Linked DNA regions of Homo sapiens: region 2 is linked to region 1. Evidence: read pairs that join two places in POLR2A ChIA-PET (ENCODE). Cell type or tissue: A673. All regions are shown on one strand. Each heading gives the region's core, and the rest is flanking DNA. Links, peaks and the distances in the headings are about the cores only. Region 1 overlaps CNTN5 (contactin 5). Region 2 overlaps CNTN5 (contactin 5).

Region 1 (10,317 bases), core at 1,162-9,161:
ATTAGTCTCTTTGGGGAAAAGGGGTTACATATTCATTCATTTGTATAGTTAATCTGGTTTAGATCTGTGTCCTCACCCAAATCTCATGTCAAATTGTAATCCCTATTGTTGGACGTAGGGTCTGGTAGGAGGTGACTGGATCATGCAGGCAATTTCTCATGGTTTAACACCATCCCCCTTGGTGCTGTCGTGGTGGTGAGTTCTCCTGAGATCTGGTTGTTTACAAGTGTGTAGCAGCACCGCCATCACTCTCTTACTCCTGCTCTGGCCATGTAAGATGTGCCTGCTTCCCTTTTGCATTCCACCATGATTGTAAGTTTCCTGAGGCCTCCTCAGCCATACTTCCTGTACAGCCTGTGGAACTGTGAGCCAATTAAACCACTTTTCTCAGGTTAAGGTAGTAAACAAGATAGGGAAGGTGACTGCTTATGACTTTTAAAGAGAAGAAAGTCAATAAACAAGTGAAAGATAATTTCAGATAGTAACAAACGCAATGAAGAAAAAAAAGTGGTGAAAATTGGATGGGGAAGAGGTAGGCAACATTTGATAGGGAGTTGAGAAATAAATAAGAAGGAGCCAGCCAGCCACATAAACAATATGGGCAAGAGTTTTCCAGGCAGAGAACAGCAATGGCAAAATTTGTAAGTGTTAATGAGTATGGCAATTGGAGCATAGCAAAGCAAGAGGAGAGTGGAGGTGATAATGTCAGAAAGATTAGCAAGTGCCAGTTTATACAGGGATTAGAAGGCAATAGCAAGGAACTTGGATTTTATTTTGAGTGTGAATCAGAAGCCACTGGATAGCATATGAGAGAAGTCCAAAGAAAGAAGCCATTGAAACGATAAGGCAAACATTTGATGAAAGCTCTCAAAGGCTGTAGGACTGTTTTGGGGAAAATCTAAATCATTAAAAACATATGAGTATTTTTTCTTAGCAGTAAGGTTTTGTAACAAATGTAAATTGTGATGCTTCAGGCAGTTACTTTTTCAGTAGATTCTGTCAGCATGGTTTCAATGACAGTGATAGTTTCTGAGGATCCTTTGCATGCTGGTCTCTTGCGGTCTTACTTAGAGCATGATTATTTTTCCATTTGCATTGTAAGCAAAAGCAAAAATTAAACCATCCTTTCCCCACACAAGCCTTATACAAAGAAATTTAATGACATTGATCCTGATAAGTATAATTTGTGAATATGTGATTGTCGTTTGAAGACTTGAACTCTGATGCCTTCATTTTGTATGTAGCTCTGTAATAGGTTCAGACTAGTGAGTTGTGAGCCAAAAGGACTTGTGTCATTTTTGGCTGAAGCTTTTAATTGCCAACGTAAGACTCCCTAGAGCACTATGTTTAAAAGTTTATTTAATAATGTTTTTTCCTTTTTATAAAAACAAACACTTCCTGGTCAGTTATCACAAACTTCAGGTGAAAGGTAAATTAATCAAGATTTCCAGGCAGTAAAGTAGGCATAAATATTTAATGTAGTTTTACATGAGTTGAAGTTGTAGACACTTGTAGACACTTTATATAGTCCACTATAAAAGTAATGCTGTCCATCCATCGAAGGTGATCCTGAAATGGAAAACAGATATTTTAGGATGTATTTTTACAAACTGGTACGAATAATTACAAATAGGTAACTTGTTTATTTAAAACTTCACGCAACCTAGATGCTATCCTGAAATTTATTTATTAAACTACTATTGCATAAACACTAAGAACAGATGAGCTAATGAAATCCTGTAGGAAAATACCATATGAGGTGCTAAAATATGGAAAGTACCATGTTTGTACAAAGTTTTCTATAAATCCAATATTGGGTTTACTGTGTATGTGTCATTAGAATTCTGCAATGCAGACTAACATCAAGAAAATAAAGTGTGGCTATATGGACTTTTACATTTGTTCAGTCTCACTATTCACTTATTAATGATTAATAGATATCCTTGTAACTTATTTTCACAAACCTATCACAGAGTAAATTTGAAATTGTTATTTCCAATGACACACTAGGACAACACATTTATAAAGTCATTCTCTTTAAGACAGGTGCAACCTTGACAATATATGGGTAAACTCTAGGGCACTTTAAAAAATATTCTTCTTCTGCAGTATAAATTTGTACTTGCTTTATTTATTTAGATTCTCATGATTTTTCTGGAAACCAACATGTTCTACAAGACATGTTTCATGATCATGGAAATAAGCCAAAGTTGACAAACATGTATCTGGGCTCATTAATTTTATATTTAACTAAATGAGCAAATCAATATTCTCCTAAGGACTTGAAAAACAATGAATATTACACACTAAGTGCTTAACTTAGGCAATGACTGATATATAGTGGAGAAAGAACTGTCAGTGGTTTCCTGATGGCTACTAGCTTATGCTCTGAGGATTTCTGCTATACAACTGTAGGAAGAACATTTACCATTATGCAGTGTGCCATTGGAGTTCAGCACAGACTGAAAGATGACTGCTGTCATACGGTGACAGTGAACTTGGTACTATCCCGATGCCACCATCTAACTCATTTGGAGAAATGGAGACAGTGGGTTATTGCAGAAGCACTTAAATAGAGCAGTCCCTGGCGGGGGTCGGGGGGTGTGGGGCGGGGTGTTGATAATTTGTAACAGATGTTCCATATAATGGATGGATTACAGGGAGAGTGTCTGTAATGCAGACTATCTTGTTCAGTGAGGTATGATTGATGCTGCTTATTATCTTGACTTAACATCTGTGAGCTGAAGTTTTGAAACAAATATGTGAGCTTTGATTTACTGATTCATACAGATCAGGTGATAAAACATCTTTGCAACAGTGATTAAGTATTTCAAATGAAGTTTACTAATAACAGTTCTATTTCTTGAGTTAGTATGAAAGAAATAATTATATGAATCAATAACCTCTTGAGCAAAACATATAATTCAAGCAGGCTTGTTTTATGCCATTCTTTTTTTGTGATTAATGAACATTTAAATTAACCAAATCAGAGTGCTGACAAATGAGAATGCTGACACTTCAGTATAATTACCCTATGTAACTTGCAAAATATTTCCTTTTCTTGAGATTTTGTATGTTTGTCCTAGAATGTTTTACAGTTAAAGACAATTCTAGAATAACTTGAAAGTCATTCACACTATTCGGTTTTATTGTTTAAAAAATCTGACTATTTTATTTGATTATTCTACTTTGCAATTATTTTCAAATCTTTTAGTGTCATTGGTGGTGTTTTGAAAGGCTTTCTACTCTTTATTATAATTTTTGCATTGCTTTACTGTCAACTGAAGGTATGGCAAAGTCCTATGTAAACATTAACAGAATGCATATTTACATTTTATAAATATTGAATACTGTGATTTAGCTCCATTTTATAATAAATATTTATTTCTTATTTTATGTGATATAAACCTGATGACTATTACATAGGCATATAGTGATGATTATCACTGATATGAAAGCAGTACCCTTGAACTATGACCTCTAAATATGACGTGGTCTACACATATTATCTAGAATGAAATATAATTTATATATTTAACTTTCTTTTTACTCAATTATATCTTCTTGGTGATTTTGTTTAACTACACTTGAAGCTCTTCAGTGTTTACTTCACACATGAAAAGTCCTTCTGTAAACTAAGATATCCATTACAATTTTGCTCAAGGATGGATGTCAACACAATGGAATATTTAATAATATAAATAGATGTTAATATGTGCAACCAACTTCAGGAAACGAATGCAAGATTTCATCAGCTCAGTTAACTGAATATACTGAGATGGCCCTAATGGTGATTCACAGCTCATCCTAATGACAGCAAACTGACAGAGAACCCAATTATGCCAAGCCTATCAACGTGCCAATCTGAGACATGTTCAGTATTCAAATGCCTGAGGAAGGAGAGGTAGTCAAAATGTACTCTATCACCATTAGAATGTATTATCAAATTGTAATTAAATAAGATGGACACAACAATCAGAATATTATTGGATATTTCTGTCAATAGATAATGAGCTTAGATCACCTATTGGAGAAATATAGACTATTTCCCTCCTATGAATACCATAAAGAACAATGGTTCAGCTATTTAATCTTAAAGATAAGGGACATGGAAATTCTTCCTAGATTTGAGAATATCAACAATATCTACCAGTTACCAAAAACCAATTTACTGTTTGTAACCTCATTTCATTCTTTTATGTAAACCAGAAAATTAAATATTATTTTCCCCTCTTCTTCTTCTTCTTTTTCCTCTCCTCTTTCTTCCTCCTCCTCTTCTTCCCCCTCCTCCTCCTCCTCTTCTACCCCCTCCTCCTCTTCCCCCTTCTCCTCCTCCTGCTGCTGCTGCTTCTGCTTCTCCTCCTTTTCCCTCTTCTCTTTCGCCTTCTCCTTCTTCTTTCTCCTTTTTTTTTTTTTTTTTTTTTTGACAAGTGAGGAGATTAAGTCCAAAAGAGGTAGGATGACTTGCCTGATTATTTAGTTAGTGCCAGAGTGAGAATAAAATCCCATCCTGGGTTATTTTTCTAATGCTATACTGATTGGTTGGGTAAACAGATTATCAGGCATTTTAAAAATTTTGAGTCATTTTTTAATTAAACTACTGAAATTCAACTAATATTTACTAAGTAAGTATCAGCAATAGACTAAACCCAGTGCTAAATGTTCTGGTAATCCAAAGACCTTGATTCTACATTTGCAGCAAAGATACAAGCAGACCTTTTCTCCACTACTTTTTGCTCACCTTGAATTTATGCACCTTTACTTTTCCACTCCCATAAATAACCTGAGAATTACCCTTTATATCTCATCTTTACAATGCCTACCCATTTTGAATCTTGTAGAGGTTTCTTTCATAATGAACTGTTTTTTCTAAAGCTAGGAACTATTTTTCCCATCTTCCTAATTTGTTAGGTACCCCAGCAGATTCATAAGTTTCTAAAGGTAAATTTACTGATATACTCAATCAATAATACAGAGTAGAGACCTATGTACTCATGACAGCCAATCTTTACATGTAATGTTCTATGAAATCAGATTTTTCCCATACATACTAAGCAATAATATTTATATATTTTAGTTTTGTAAAATGAAAGAGGAGAGAAATTTATTTAAAAGATTTTTAACCAAGAAAAAGCCTTTTTTTTCTTGGCATTAAAAAGAATCATCTGGTGTTCAGTTTTTTTCCCCTACTCTTTCACCTCACTTGCTGTAACTCATTAGAGAGCTAATCGTCTTTGTAATTCCAAATTAAGGAGTACTTAGTGAAACGGAGACATTACCTTTGCCAGGTGTTTGGGAGGACAAAATTCAATCTGCAGTAAAAGTCAGCAAAAGTTTCTTCCAATTAACGCTAGTCCTTCCTCTGTTCAATCTGCATGGATTTTGTATTGTTCAGTGAAGAAGCATTCTGGGACCAGACTACATCGTATGTAGTGTTACACCAAATCAAGAAAATAATTAAGAATTTAGTATTTTGGAACACAGACTGAAATAAAGTACGATTGGGGAATAGAGACTAGAGTGAACTTACCAATTTTACTTTTGTCTTCTTAGGAGATGTGACCAGTCAGTCAGTGGGTTGCCTTTCAGAGTAACTTCTACTTGGAACTTGAATTCTTTCTTTTCTTTTTTTTTTTTTTTTTTTTGAGACGGAGTCTTGCTCTGTCGCCCAGGCTGGAGTGCAGTGCTGTGATCTCGGCTCACTGCAAGCTCTGCCTCCCGGGTTCACGCCATTCTCCTGCCTCAGCCTCCCCAGTAGCTGGGACTAGAGGCGCCCACCACCACACCTGGCTAATTTTTTGTATTTTTAGTAGAGACGGGGTTTCACTGTGTTAGCCAGGATTGTCTCCATCTTCTGACCTCGTGATCCACCCGCCTTGGCCTCCCAAAGTGCTGGGATTACAGGCGTGAGCCACCGCGCCCAGCGGAGTTCTTTCTTGGTGACCACATTTGGGTTGTCAAAAACAGGCCATATGAAGTGTATATTCCCTAAAAGGCTGTACATTCCAGGCTTTACAATTGTAGGAGATCAGTGAGAGAGGTGAGAGAAACTATAGGGAAAGGAGCAGGCCTTCTGAAAGGCCAGAAGGCTCTGCATAGCTTCGGGGGAGAATAGCTGAAGGCAATGCAGGCAATCAGAGGAAAGGCAGCTACAGTCGGGGAACTTATAGGAGCATGTCAGCTAGTGGAGACTGAAACACACAAAGCCAGATATTGGCTGTGGCATTAAAGCCTCCTAAAGTGAAATGGGAGAAAAACCCAAATTGTTTTCTATGCTGAGAGCCAGGTCATGTGAAGCAGGAATGCCCCAATAGTAAAGACCAAAGTCACTCAGGAAAAGAACCCCCTTTTATATGCCCCCAATGTAAAAAGGGGAAACATTGGGCAAATCTCTGCAAGTCAAAATTTGATAAAAATGGCAATCCCCTAAGCAGTCAGGCGGGAAACTTCATGAGGGGCCAGCCTCCATGTCCTGTTCCAAACTGGGGCAATGCCAGCGGCTTTCCTCGGTCAGATGGAAGGCCCACAGTCCTCTCTCTCAGAGCAGCCAGCTCTGGGAGTGCAGGACTGGACTTAACGCTGCCCCAATGAGTGAGTGCTTAAAGAAGGAGTAGGTACAAGGGAGTGTGGGGGAATTTATCTTAAACAGCCTTGTTTATTTATGTTGACTAGGAATTGACCTTTGATCATCCGTGCACGTGATGTTCCCTGAACAGGGAAAAATAAATGTTAATTACCTACAGGTTATATGGACTCCAGGTTTTTGGCATTGTGCCTGCACTGAATAAAAGCAAGCAGCTCCAGCTTCTCAGGGCTCCTCTCTGGCCACTAGAGTCAGGCAATCACCTAGCTGCTCTTACACTGCATACCTGTGTCTGAGTACTCATTTCATTCGTAGGCCAGGGTCTGTGGGACAGACCTGGCAGGTGGTGCCCCATGTGAGGAATGCTGCAATGGATTGTGACGGAACCCTCAAAAAACGAAAGTGAAGTGAGTGGGCAGTAAGTAATTGGTACCCACTGGGGATTTCCAAGTTCGAGGGCATTCATCATGGGACAACAGTATATAAAAGTATTGAAACAGCTGCTTAAAGCTAGCAGAGCCTTGGTCTCTGAAGCCCAATTAAGCGACCTAATGCAAACTGTTGTTTTTCCATAACCCATGGTTCCCAGAAGAAGGCACACTAGACCTAGAGCTCTGGGAACAAGTGGGAAGAAATCTTAAAAGACATAATGTACAAGGGCAATGGGTCCCAGTAATATCTTTAACATTATGGGCCTTAGTTAGGGCTGCTTTGGCCCTGCTCTACACGGAAGAGCCTAAAAAGGGAGGGGAGGAAGAACCATCATCTACCTTACCGCCTCCTCCTCCCTCAGCATACTCCTCGCCCTCTGCCTCAGGGTCAGAGAACAGCTGCCTTCAGCTATTCTCCCTGAAGCTATGCAGAGCCTTCCAACCTTTCAGAAGGCCTGCTCCTTTCCCTATAGTTTCTCCATCACTCTGACTGATCTCCTACATCACATGACAGTAAATTACTACTCAGTATTCAAAAGGCACGCCAAAGCAGTCTAGGTGACAGTCACAGGAAACAGAATGCGTTCAGAAAAAAAAGTCTGATTTTAGATGTGTCTGTACAAAATATATAAATAAATGGGATGATTTTTCCAAACAATTCAAACAAATGAACAGATACAATGTACTTCCAATATTTTGCTTAATATTTGTGAGTTTAAGACCATCTTTTTTAACATTAAAGGCCATTTTGTTTTGTTTTCATGACACTTGGTATAATTTACAGATAAGTAGGCAAAAACAACAAATATCAAAGAGTTAAAGAATTTTAGCAATGGGAATGGTCAGGCACATTTTCAGGCATGTGGGAGTTTTGGTTTTGCCCCAGAATTGGGGCAATTGCAAAAAATTTAAAAATGAGAGAATGAGAAGAGATTATGCAGAAAGAAGTCTATCGGTGCTCAGTTTTCCTGGTGGCATTTTATTTAGAAGTCCTTCTTCTTCTTTTTTTTTTTTTTTTTTTTTTTTTAAATTCTGGGATACATGTGCAGAATGTGTAGGTTTGTTACATAGGTATACACATGCCATGGTGGTTTGCTGCACCCGTCAACCTGTCATCTACATTAGGTATTTTTCCTAATGCTATCCCTCCCCTAGCCCCCAACCACCCCCACCCTGCTGGCAGGCCCTGATGTGTGAATGTTCCCCTCCCTGTGTCCATGTGTTCTCATTGTTCAATTCCCACTTATGAGTGAGAACATGTGGTGTTTGGTTTTCTGTTCTTGTGTTAGTTAGCTGAGAATAAGGTTTCCAGCTTCATCCATGTCCCTGCAAAGACATGAACTCATCTTTTTTTACGGCTGTATAGTATTCCATGGTGTATATATGCCACATTTTCTTTATCAAGTCTATCATCGATGGGCATTTGGGTTGGTTCCAAGTCTTTGCAATTGTGACTAGTGCTGCAATAAACATACATGTGCATGTGTCTTTATAGTAGAATGATTTATAATCCTTTGGGTATATACCCAGTGATGGGATTGCTGGGTCAAACGGTATTTCTGGTTCTAAATCCTTGCAGAATCACCACACTGTCTTCTACAATGGTTGAACTAATTTACACTCCCACCAACAGTGTAAAAGTGTCCCTGTTTCTCCATATCCTCTCCAGCATCTTTTGTTTCCTGACTTTTTAATGACCACCATTCTAACTGGCATGAGATGGTATCTCATTGTGGTTTTGATTTGCATTTCTTTATTGACCAGTGACGATGAGCTTTTTTTCATGTTTGTTGGCTGCATAAATATCTTCTTTTGAGAAGCGTCCATATCCTTTGCCCACTTTTTGATGGGGTTGTTTTTTTCTTGTAAATTTGTTTAAGTTTCTTGTAGATTCTGGATATTAGCCCTTTGTCAGATGGACAGATTGCAAAAATTTTATCCCATTCTGTAGGTTGTCTGTTCACTCTGATGATAGTTTCTTTTGCTTTGCAGAAGCTCTTTAGTTTAATTAGATCCCATCTGGGCATGGGCAAAGACTTTTTGACTAAAACACCAAAAGCAATGGCAACGAAGTTCTTCCTTTCTAGCAAAACCCATGGCACCTAGATAAGAAGTCCCACAAGATGTTCTGAGGAAGTAGTCAGTAGAATTTACTATTTTGGATGCATGGCAAGATATGGGCCATCAGAGGAAGTTCAGACTTTTCAGTAAGGTTTGTGGTCATTTAGGCCAAGGTGTAACATAGAAAGTCATTACTAATACTATTGTCTCATGGTCATGTGGTCAAAGATTAGTTACTTTTAGAGGATTTGTGAATGTGAGACCTATCCTTAGAGATAGATGGTAATGACAAAGTGCTGTCTTTACAAGCTAATGTAGAATATCTTCATTCTTTCTTGGGCTACCAAATGACAACAAATCCTTAAGTTGCGGTGAGTATATCATCTTGATAGAAATTCTCTGACTCCTAGGCAAAGTTTGTCACGCCATTCTCTTGTTTCTTACAGTACTCCTTTCTTTCTTCCTCCCTTTTACCCTACTCTTTCCCTACCTCTCTCTTTTTCCTTTTTTTCTTCCCTTCCACAAACATGTATTATTTTTCAGGAACTATAGTGTATCAGAAACTAAATGGTTCTAGGGGATATCATGATCAATGAAATTGAAACAATCTGGCAATTGACAGTGGAAGGCAGTATAGTAATTTAAAATGCTGGTCTGCCTGGAGTCTACTCACTATTCTTCTACTTGTTAGTGACATTCAAACATTTTGTGGTTTAACATAGAGAGGTTTAAGTGACATTCTTAAACCTCTCTATGACTTCCTTATCTTCAAAATGGAACTAAAAATAGTACGTTTTTCATATTGTTTTTATGTGATATGCTAAATAAAGTGAAATAATTATTATAATATGGAGCCTTTAGTGCAGTGCCCGACATATAGGAAGAACCTGATAAATGTTAGCTATGTTTATTATTAGTAATGAAGCTGATGGTCAGAGAGCAAAATGTGCTGCTCATACATGGGTAACAGCACATCTCACATTATGCTGTAAAAAGATGTGTTTTTCCCTAAAATAAAGTTGTTCATGTTTAGCTAGATCATAGCTCGATGCCTGCCACATACTATGTGCTCTATAAATGTTTGATGAGTAAGTACTGAATGAACGAAGGGATAACAAGGTTAACATTAAATGACTTACACAAAGTTTCACAACTAGTAAGAGCTTGTGGGTATGTGACCCAGTCTGTTGGACTTAAAAGCCAAGGATTTTCTTAAGATTCTGCGCTACCTTTCACACATAA
Region 2 (10,317 bases), core at 1,189-9,188, 160 kb after region 1:
TGAACTGAGTCTTTCAAAGACTACCTCTTGGCTACTAAGTTAAGCTTGAACTCAATCTGTGCATTCAAGTTCTTCTTTATTTGTCTTCAGCTATTCAATTGTTTCAGCAGATTTTTCATTTTGATACATAGTCTATACCCTGGACAAATATTAGTATTTACTTTCCCAAAAGTGTCCTGAATTCATAACTATTTTTGCAAATTCTGAAGTCTCTTCCTAAAATATACTCTGTCCCTCTGTGTTAAAATCCTATTCCAAGACCACTTCAATGGCAGTTCCCCCAGGAAGCTTATCTTTTATCTAGATTTTATTTTCTTCTTTCTTAACTCTCAAAGTTTTTTGTATGGTACAGTAGACTGAGAACAGGTTTTAGATTCAAACAGAATTAGGACGCTCTCATTTTGGCTCTGTTACTTGTTACGAGTGTGTGTGCTTAGGCAGTCTCTCTATGATTTAATTATTTATAATCAGGATTATATTATTTAAAATCGTATCTTATTTTGAGGACTTTAATAAAGTAATGCAATATAAAAATACCCAATGCTCAGTCAGTCCTATTTTTATTATTACCTTAGTTTATCCTATTTTATAGGTGTCTATATTAGTTTTATTTTCCACCAGACAGGTGCCTCCTTGGGAGATGGGATTCTCTCTTACTTATCTTGGTATGAACTGGCATAGTGTCTTATATACAGTATATGTTGAAGAAAGTTTAGTTTTTATGGAAATAAATTGAATTGAATATAACTGTTCATAGACCATGTGTCTGCTGCATGAGGGTGAAGGAGTTTTGGGAATGTTATCCCAAAATATGAAGTTTTGTTGTGCTGATTACTTTAAATTGAAGGCACCTGGGGACCAGCAGCAGCAGGCAGAGGTTTTCTCTGAATTTTTCTTATTGTTTTGATACCAGATACTCCAGAAAAAATTCAATTCATCCTGGATCTCCTCCCCAGGAAACTCATCATTGTGAGAAATTGACACATATCCCAGAAAAAAAGACCGGAAGTTAGCGCCACACCCAGACAGAATTTCTCACTGGTTACCACGTGCTCTTTGGGCCTATTCATTCTCTCCCCAAAATTATTTACTCCCCCTTAAGTGGCCTATATCCCACCACCCCTCTCTTCTATGAAAAGGATATATAAGCTTCTAAACTTCATTGGGTTACTGGGTACTCACTTTTCTTTCTGTGATGCCCCTGTGCACACAATCAATTTGTATGCATTTTGTCTTATTAATCTGTCTACTGTCGGTTTATATTTCATAGACTCAGTTACTGAACCTTCAGAGGGTAGAGAAAGAAAGGTTTTCTCTCTCCATTAAGGAAAAGGAGAAGTAGAGCTACCATTTGCAACTGGAAAGAAAGAGGAACAAAATCATATTGGTATCTTGAAAACTCCAGCTATTAACTAATAACATAGTAATCATCTTAAAATGTATAGGTATTTTATTAACTATCAATCTATCTCCCTACTTACCTACCTACCTACCTCTTTTTTTTTCAGAAACCACACTGTCATTGGAACACAGAGATGTAAGCATGCAAATGATAACATCTGTATATGTTATATTTCATGGAAATGATGTACAGTTTCTTTCCATTTGTAGTCAAGGTTATCATTGTACTATGCTTTAATTTGTAACCAAACCTCTAATTCTCATTATAAATTAACCAAAGTTAAATTACATCGTGATTTATGCAAAATCTGAAAAGAAGTGACTATGTAATTCTCAGAGGATGCTAAAAATCTCGACCGTACAATGCTTTTTTTCTAAGCAGCCTCAGAATCTTCTCTCCTCACCATTTTATATTCACTGAAGAGTCACTTGGGGAGGTAGTCGAATCAGTTAGGAGCATATACTTAGATGCTTGAATTCCCAAGTATTTTAGATGCTGTTTGTATTAAGGACAAATTAAGCTGAAAGTTGTAGTCTGGGGGGCTTTTGGAAAAGAAAAACCTGTGAGCAATTAATGGCTTGTTCAAGTTGTGCTTATGTGGAGAGCACAACCAGGCAACTTGTGAAGCAATTTATAGTAACTGGGGTAAATGAACCATGGTTAGAAGTAGAATTCATAAACTGTTTCCTAAACTGGTAATTAGCTAGAGATGTAACATGTAAAGTCAAAAACTGGAGGTGCTCATAGTACAACAAACCAGACTTGTTCTGTTGTCATTTACAGCTTAAATTAACTGAGTTTCTCAGTGTTATCTCTCGTTGGGAGTTGAGACTTATTTTATTATATTCAACAATTAAGAAAAAAGTGAAATCTAGAAACAAACTGGTGGAGTGGTCAAGAAAAAGAAAATATTTGAAGGACTTTAAAGAGGAGTGTTTAGGTTTTCCATCACCCTAAATTTGGAAAATATTAGGAACTGATATTTTGAGAGTTCCTGAAGTGTTTATCTTCTGATCTTCTGTGTTTAAGTGGATGCCATTAATTTAGATATTTGTGATCATCGTTATACTATGTAAACATACTGTTGAAAATGGAATTATTTGAAAATGTGAGAATTTTTTTCCCATTCTCATTCAACTATTTGGCAGAGTGTGAGTACACTGTTATTCAATAAATTTGCATTATTTTGGGTTATTAATTCTCTTAAAGAGACCAAGCTTAGAAATATGGATAGTACGGTTTACATGTTTGTCCCCTCCAAACCCTATGTTGAAATCAGATTCCCAGTGTTGGAGATGGGGCCTGGTAGGAAGTGATTAGATCACAGATGCAGATCCCTTGTGAATGGTATAGCATCATCCCCTGATGATAAGTGAGTTCTTGCTCAGTTCACTAAATATGTGGTTGTTTAAAATACTCTGGGACCTCTTCCCATCTCTCTTTTTTTTTTTTTTTGAGACAGAGTTTTGCTCTCATTGCCCAAGCTGGAGTACAGTGGTACAATATCAGCTTACTGCAACCTCTGCCTCCTGGGTTCAAGTGATTCTCCTGCCTCATCCTCCCGAGTAGCTGGGATTACAGGAATGCACCACCACGCCCAGCTAATTTTTTGTATTTTTAGTAGAAACAGTGTTTCACCATGTTATCCAGGCTGGTCTCGAACTCCTGACCTCAGGTGATCCGCCTGCCTCAGCCTCCCAAAATGCTGGGATTACCGGTGTGAACCACTGCACCCAGCCTTCTTATCTCTTTTGCTCCCACTCTGGCCATGTGAGGTGCCTGCTTCTGCTTCACCTTCTACTTTGCTTGTTAGTTTCCTGAGGTCCTCACTTGAAGGAGATGCTGGCATCCCACTTCCTGTATGGCCTGTAGAACTGTGAGCCAATTAAACCTCTTTTTCTTTATAAATTACCATGCCTCAGGTATTTCCTCACAGTGATGCAAAAGAGAAATGCATAAAGTGGCGTTGAAAATTATCTATAATCCTCTTCTCAGAGATAACCTGTGAACAATTAGCTGCATTTATTTCCAGTATTTTTAATGTATTTGTGTCCATGCAGACATTTTCTCTTCAAATGAAATTTCTACCGTGTTCAATGATTTCTTCCACTGATAATATACCATTATTTTATCATTGTCCTTAAGTACTCATCAAAAATGTAATTAAAAAAGCCCACAGTGGGCTGGGCAGAGTGGCTCACACGTATAATCTTAGCAATTTGGGAGGTCAAGCTGGGAGGAGTGCTTAAGCCCATGAATTCAAGACAAGCTTGGGCAACATGGTGAGACCCCATCTCTACCAAAACAAATTAAAAAAATTTTCCAGGCATGGTGGTGACAGTGTGCTCTTGTGGTCCCAGCTACTCGAGAGGCTGAGGTGGGACAAATGCTTGACCCTGGAAGGTCGAGGTTGCAGTGAGCTGTGTATGTGCCACTGCACTCCAGCTTGGGTGACATTGTGAGACCCTATCTCAATAAAAGCAAACCTACAATGCTTCTACAATATATCTGTTTTTTGTAAATCTTTAATTTTTCCTATATGGACTATGACTATATTTACTTGCGTTGCCACCATGATTTAGAATGCTTTCAGCTTTTTGCTTTGCAACTCCTGATATTTATTAACTTATTTGTACACACACCCATACACACACAATTTTTTTGTATTGTACTTAAGCATGATGATGATTCTTTTTATATTTGCTTGACATCTTGTTACCAAATTTATGACTATCAGTTAACTGTCATGCTTAATGTGTGTTTGTGCTTTAAACTCTCTTGTACTCCTATGTCTATAGGCCTATTTTTGCCAATTGGCAATATTTTCAGTTTTATTTGTCTCTTTTTTCTCTCAGTGCTCCAGAATCTGTTCCCCAAATATTAATCTCAAGGTCAGTTAGGTACACAGCTGTAGTCAAACGCTCAAGGTCTACTAAGGCTATAATGAAGCTCAACTGGACTGAGGTGAGATGTTTGTCAATTTCCATTTTCTAGTCCTTAGTCGTATCTAGAGGTAAATTTACTCCTGAAAAATTAGAAACGGTATATAGTCCTTCTTTTGCTAGAAGTAGTACACGGAATTACATAATTTCCAGAATCCATGAATTTCAATTTTTCCTCAGTATCACCATTTGTTGACATTATGCTTTATTTGCTAATCACTTGAAATCCTAAGATTTATGTCCTCTCTCACCCCATTGCTGGATTCATAATGTCCAAAAAGTGTTGGATTAGTTCAGATGGGGTGGAATACGGACATAGCATCTTACCACCTTGCAGGTGGGAGGGAGGTTCAAGCCAGCTTCTGTAGTAAGATGCAATTTCTGAATTTAGTAGATATGGACATAAAGTAGAAGTGAGTAAAATTTTTCCTCTGCTGGTTTCTTAATTGACTTCATTAAAGTTTCAGAGGTCTAGCTTTCAACAACTCATTGATAAATTCTTAATTTAGCTCATTTCTATATGAAACGGTGATTCCTCCCAGAAGTCAACAATTCTTAATTTCCAATGCTATATATTCTTAATTTCCAATGCTGCTATGACTGTGTTTTCTTTCCTTTTATATTTTTCTAATAAAATATAATAAAATGCTAATGCTTTATATTTTAAAATTTTTTCTAATAAAAAATTAGCATTCTAAGGAAAAGATGAAGAAGGTGACTCAGGCAGAGTCTTGTGCAGTTAGCTTTCACTGAAATCAGGAAGTCAGTATCTTAATCTCATCATAATGAATGTAAGGCCATTTCCTTCTCATCCCCTTAAGTTCATGGATAGGAAACAGCAAGAAACCATCCCTGAGTACTAAGGCATCTTATATAGTAAGCAGTTTATAGTTACTAAATCTTATAAATTCAGATATAAACCTTTCTTCCTTTAGGTAAACAATGCCATTTAATCATTTTATTTCTTTTGAAAACATAGATATTAATTCACATATAAATTCAAATTGTACATTCTTGATTTATGAATGCTAATTTTCTTTCATTATACAATTTCTTACACACTAAGGAAAACCCAGATACTTAAAGTTTATATTGTTTTACGTTCTTAATATGTAAAAGACACTGTCACAGAGGAAACAACAAAACAGCTTGTTCATTAGCAAACCCAGCATGTAGGTGGAAACAAAGGGACAAAAACAGGGCCCTAATTATACCCATGAATTCTTCTTCCATAGATAAAATAAGAAGACCTTGCTTTCTTCTCAGCAACAGTGTCCTTTAGGGCTTTTGTTAAGAACAGATTTTCCCATATGTCTCTGAGTCAGTATGTGAGCTTCATCATTGTTGCCTAATAAACACAACATGAATTCCCACTAGAAGTCAAATAATGGGTATTTCTAGTGCAATTTTCTATGCGTGTTAAATAAGTTGAAAATTTTGCCTTTCTGAAGCTCCTTTAGTGAGCAGGGGGCCATTATGTCAGATTTTGGACAAGTCTTTGCTTAGATTACAGTCCCATAAAAGAAAAATTATTCTATAATACTGCACCTCCATAGGATAATTTTATTTTTTTTGTATGCAGGATTTCTTAAGCACCAGTTTGAATTATAGTCCATTATCTTCATAACTGTTACCTTACTCTGCCTGGGCATAAAAACTAGTGCTTAAAATATGTTGAAATTTCAATAATTGTGAATAATTTTAAACATATATGACATTCTATGAGGTTCAACAACAGTTTATATATGCACTTATGGAAAGGAAACAAAATAAACTATACCTTTATCAAAAACTATGTATTCTTCATTTTAGCTAAGATTGTCTTTGTCCACAAAAAGTACAGGAAATTGAACATGTAATAATGAAGACTTAATATTTGTGCACTGCTGGAGTGCTTCTGGATGATTATATTTTAACAAAAGTTAATGGCCAAGTAATGGAAATAATGAGCTGGAGTGAAAATCCAATATGAGTTTGATGAGCAGAACATTCTGAATGAAGGTCTGCTAGAGGAGAAAATCCCTGTGGAATATTTTACTTACTAGTACTTCTGGAGTTTATTAGTTTCAGTATGAAAAGGGAAATGATTGATACAGGAACCTAAGTGACTGTGTGCCAGTAATCTTCAAAAGTGAAAGTGATGGGGGGAAAACCTGGAGAGCCCTTAAAGAAAAACAGTGAAAAAAAAAGTCTTTAAAATACTTCATTTCTATTTCCATTAACTCCCCATGTCTATTTGTCTATTTGCACATGGCCTATAAAATGTTAATGGAACAAGTAAATATTTGGTCGGCTAGGACAGGAACCTATTCCAAAGACATTGAGCTAGAAATAGGTAAGGGAGATGAGATTTTCAATGCCAGGAATAAATGACGACAGGTTTGGGGCTCTGATGAACAAAGAATAGTGATTTGCGGACATAGATTGATGAATAACAAATTTATGACATAAAAGATGTAAAAGACTCCTTTAGTCCTTGGAAACAAATCTTAGGTATTCTTTTCCTTAATGACTGGAGAAAGAAAGGAGAATGGTAAGCATTTCCAGACTACTGATAACAGAAATGGATGCCAGTATTCTAAGATTCAAAGGTACAAATTATATTAATACGGTTAGGCTTTGTGTCCCCACCCAAATCTCATCTTGAATTATAATCCCCATAATCCCTATATGTCAAGGGAGAGATCAGGTAGAGGTAACTGAATCACGGGAGTGGTATTCCGCACGCTGTTCTCGTGATAGGGAATGAGTTCTCATAGATCTGATGGTTTTATAAGGCACTCTTCCCCCTTTCCTTGGCACTTCTCCTTCCTGCCTCCTTGTGAAGAAGGTTCCTTGCACCTGCTTTGCCTTACGCCATGATTGTACGTTTCCTGAGGCCTCCCCAGCCATGCTGAACTGTGAGTCAATCAAACCTCTTTCCTTTATAAATTACCCAGTCTTGGGCAGTACTTTATAGGAGTAGGAAAATGGCTTGATACAGATACCATCATTATCACTATCACCATTACCACCACCACCACCATCATCATCGTCATCAGTATCATTATCATTATACATAACATTCACTGAGTACTGAGTAGATGTCATACACTAGGCAATATATTTTACATGTAAAATTTCATTTAATTCTCACAACCCAATCAGCTTACTCTTTTAATTTAGTAAGATAATAAATTAGGTAACTTACTGAAACCTCATAATCTGCAGGATAAGCAGAGCAAGTAAGTCCTCTTTTCATACACTGGTTTATACTTTTACCAACAACGTTAAAGTGCTTTGCAAATCATAAACGCTACGAACTCATAAGCAGTCATCATCATTATTAGTAATAATGTGATTTACTATCTGAAGGGAGTTCATATTGATCATTCTGTGATATAAATAACAAACAAATGTAAACAAATCTTAGCTCTGATGTAATCCATTTTCTTGTATATTTTAGTTGTATCATTTAGGGCCAAATGAATGAAATGTTTGGTAATATATAAGCAGGCAGCTAATTTGTTAATCATATTTTTTTCTAAAAGTCATATTATTTTCTAGTTATCAAATTTTCAACTTTAGAATAATGATTTCTAAATTTCCTTAGCAAAATATATACACATAAAAAATACTGTGTTTTGAAGACACTGACCTTCAAGAAAACAAAGAAAACTAAACCTGGCAGATTTACTCAAAACGTGGTAGAAAAAAATGAGCCAAATGGTTATTTGGCACTCTGTTGACAAATGACGAACTATAACCTTCAGTTGTTCTATCATTTTCAATCATTTTATTTACAATTTAGAGTTAAATTTAAGTAATGCTAAATTAAATTTACCTTTGAGATTTTCTGACATATTTTCAGATGATTAGATTATATTTTCCTGCAATTAAGACTATATATTACATTTTTATGCCATTGCTCTGGACATAATTTTATGCTATGAAAGCAATTGACGTATTTTGTTTTTTTAAATATTTCTTTTTGATCTTATTTTATTATATTTTTGAGACAGGGTTTTGCTCTGTCATCCAGGCTGGAGCTCAGTGGTATGATTATGGCTCAGCTAAACCACCCAGGCTCAACCCATCCTCCCACCTCAGCCTCTTGAGTAGCTGGGACTATAGGCGTACACCACCATGCCTGACTATTTATTTAAGTTGTTTTTTCTTCTTTTTTATTTTTTGTAGAGATAGGAGTCTTGCTGTGTTGCACAGGCTGGTCTCAAACTCCTGGGCTCAAGTGATCCTCGCATCTTGGCCCCCCAAAGTGCTGGGATTATAGGCATGAGAACTGTACCTGGCCTGAATGTCTCTTTCATAATATACTATTATGTTAATTCCTTTTCCCCAATATAATATTATTATTTATTTCTTATACAGAAACTGCCATTTGCTGTTTCAATAGTTCTTTGGAATGAACCCAAAACAACAAAATTTTTATTGAAGGACAACACTAACTCATTCAACATTTTTGTCTCAATTGTTGTAGGTTGGATGAGTGGGGCACATATTTGATGTAGATCATATGAGTGATATTTATATTTATATTCCAATAAAATAAGCCATGATTTGAATCTCCACACCCAATGTAAGTTATAAATTAAAAAATGACACAAACTTTTTGAAGTCTTAACAGTTTTCTAACACCTCTGTTTCCATTTAAATTTATATTTAGAGCTGTAATCAAATGGTTGGTGTGCATTATAACAGAAAAGCAATCTAAAATTTCCTCAAGAAAATAAGTTGTCATTGTAACTGAGACTTCTTTTAAAGAATGTAAAATATAGGCATTTGACATTGTTAAGTTTCTAGTCATAATTTTAGAATGTACAATTTTTCAACTATGTGTCTTCTTATATTATGGAATTCTGCCTATTGCTGTTGAAATCTTAGCCTCTTATTTAATATTAAGTGTTATTATTTTTTGTAGTGAACTACATTTTTCTTCTTAAAACCTAGGGCTGCCAGATATGGTAACAAGTCATTCAATAATAAAAATGGTATTTTGTAAGTGTGCCTGTCAATATTAAGAATAAAAATGCAATATATGTCTGGGCTTTGTTATTCAATAAAGCCAGTTTATTGACCTAAAACATGTAGATCAAGGTAGGCAGAATGCTAAGGAAATGTGGCTGAGCCTTGCTTTTACTTGAATAAATTAAAAAAAAAAATTACATTTTAGCCTTCTTCCTAAACAACACTTTGACTGGAAGTATTGACATCTAGAAAAAATTGAGTGATCTGAGTTTCAGGTCAATGTATCTTTCTCACTAACCCCAAGGGTTAGCAGTAAAGAAAGGAAGAGAAACAAGAAAGTTGAAAAATTCACAAACTGTATTTTTCAACATCTGAAAAATAAAAAATTTAGTAAGCTTATGTTGTTGTAATAGAATACTCATAATCCTGTTACTTCTCTCAATACTTTTGCTTTGGTAAAAGAGGTTCCACCCTAATTTTTTAAACTCACCATGTGTCATTTTTCAACAGTTGATGAAGAACATTCTTATTGTGAACTGAAATAAATAGGACAAAACTCACATGCCACCCAGAAACATAAAACAAAGTCATGCATTTCAGATAGAATGTTTTGCGTAGATAAGGCATATATATTTTAATGACACTGTAAGCTTTTTAATACGTCCAGAAAAAATAACCTAGCAGTGTAAATTATTTGTTCTTACTATGCAACAAAACAATTTTCTTCTACTTTAATTAGGTTTGTGCAGTTTTTTAAAAATCATAGTGTTGTGAGCAAAAATCCACTAATATTCAATCACTATCTGATCAATTCTGTCATAGGCAACAATGATCTCACAATTTGTCATTTGCTACCCGCCCCCCAACCTAAGAATGAGAAATTCTTTTTAAAACAAGTTGTACGATGTTGGGGCTCAGAACATGATACCCCAGAATATGGCACAGAGTACCTTGACCTGAAGAAGACTGAAAGGACCTTGGAAGCAGGATATTTTTGATCTTCTCCCA

Evidence for each region. Peaks named below come from ENCODE experiments on the same cell type or tissue, not always from the same donor. Only the 100,000 strongest peaks of a DNase experiment are listed, where the experiment ranks them.
Region 2: POLR2A ChIA-PET joins it to region 1 with 10 read pairs; 2 of 35 experiments call an interaction of 5 or more read pairs at or near these places.

The regions. Positions count from the first base shown.
Region 1 is chr11:100,232,517-100,242,833 of GRCh38, reverse strand. All of the region lies in intron 16 of CNTN5 (contactin 5), which reads right to left. Among named protein-coding and RNA genes, the nearest start is that of ARHGAP42, 450 kb to the left of the region's middle. In A673, for the core only: no CTCF peak of the experiment used is centred there; a DNase peak (open chromatin) is centred at 2,583.
Region 2 is chr11:100,075,858-100,086,174 of GRCh38, reverse strand. The region is part of intron 13 of CNTN5 (contactin 5); the gene reads right to left. All of the region lies in intron 1 of LOC105369456 (a long non-coding RNA gene), which reads left to right. Among named protein-coding and RNA genes, the nearest start is that of ARHGAP42, 610 kb to the left of the region's middle. In A673, for the core only: no CTCF peak of the experiment used is centred there; DNase peaks (open chromatin) are centred at 5,154 and 5,574; H3K4me3 peaks cover 355 bases; H3K27ac peaks cover 2,934 bases.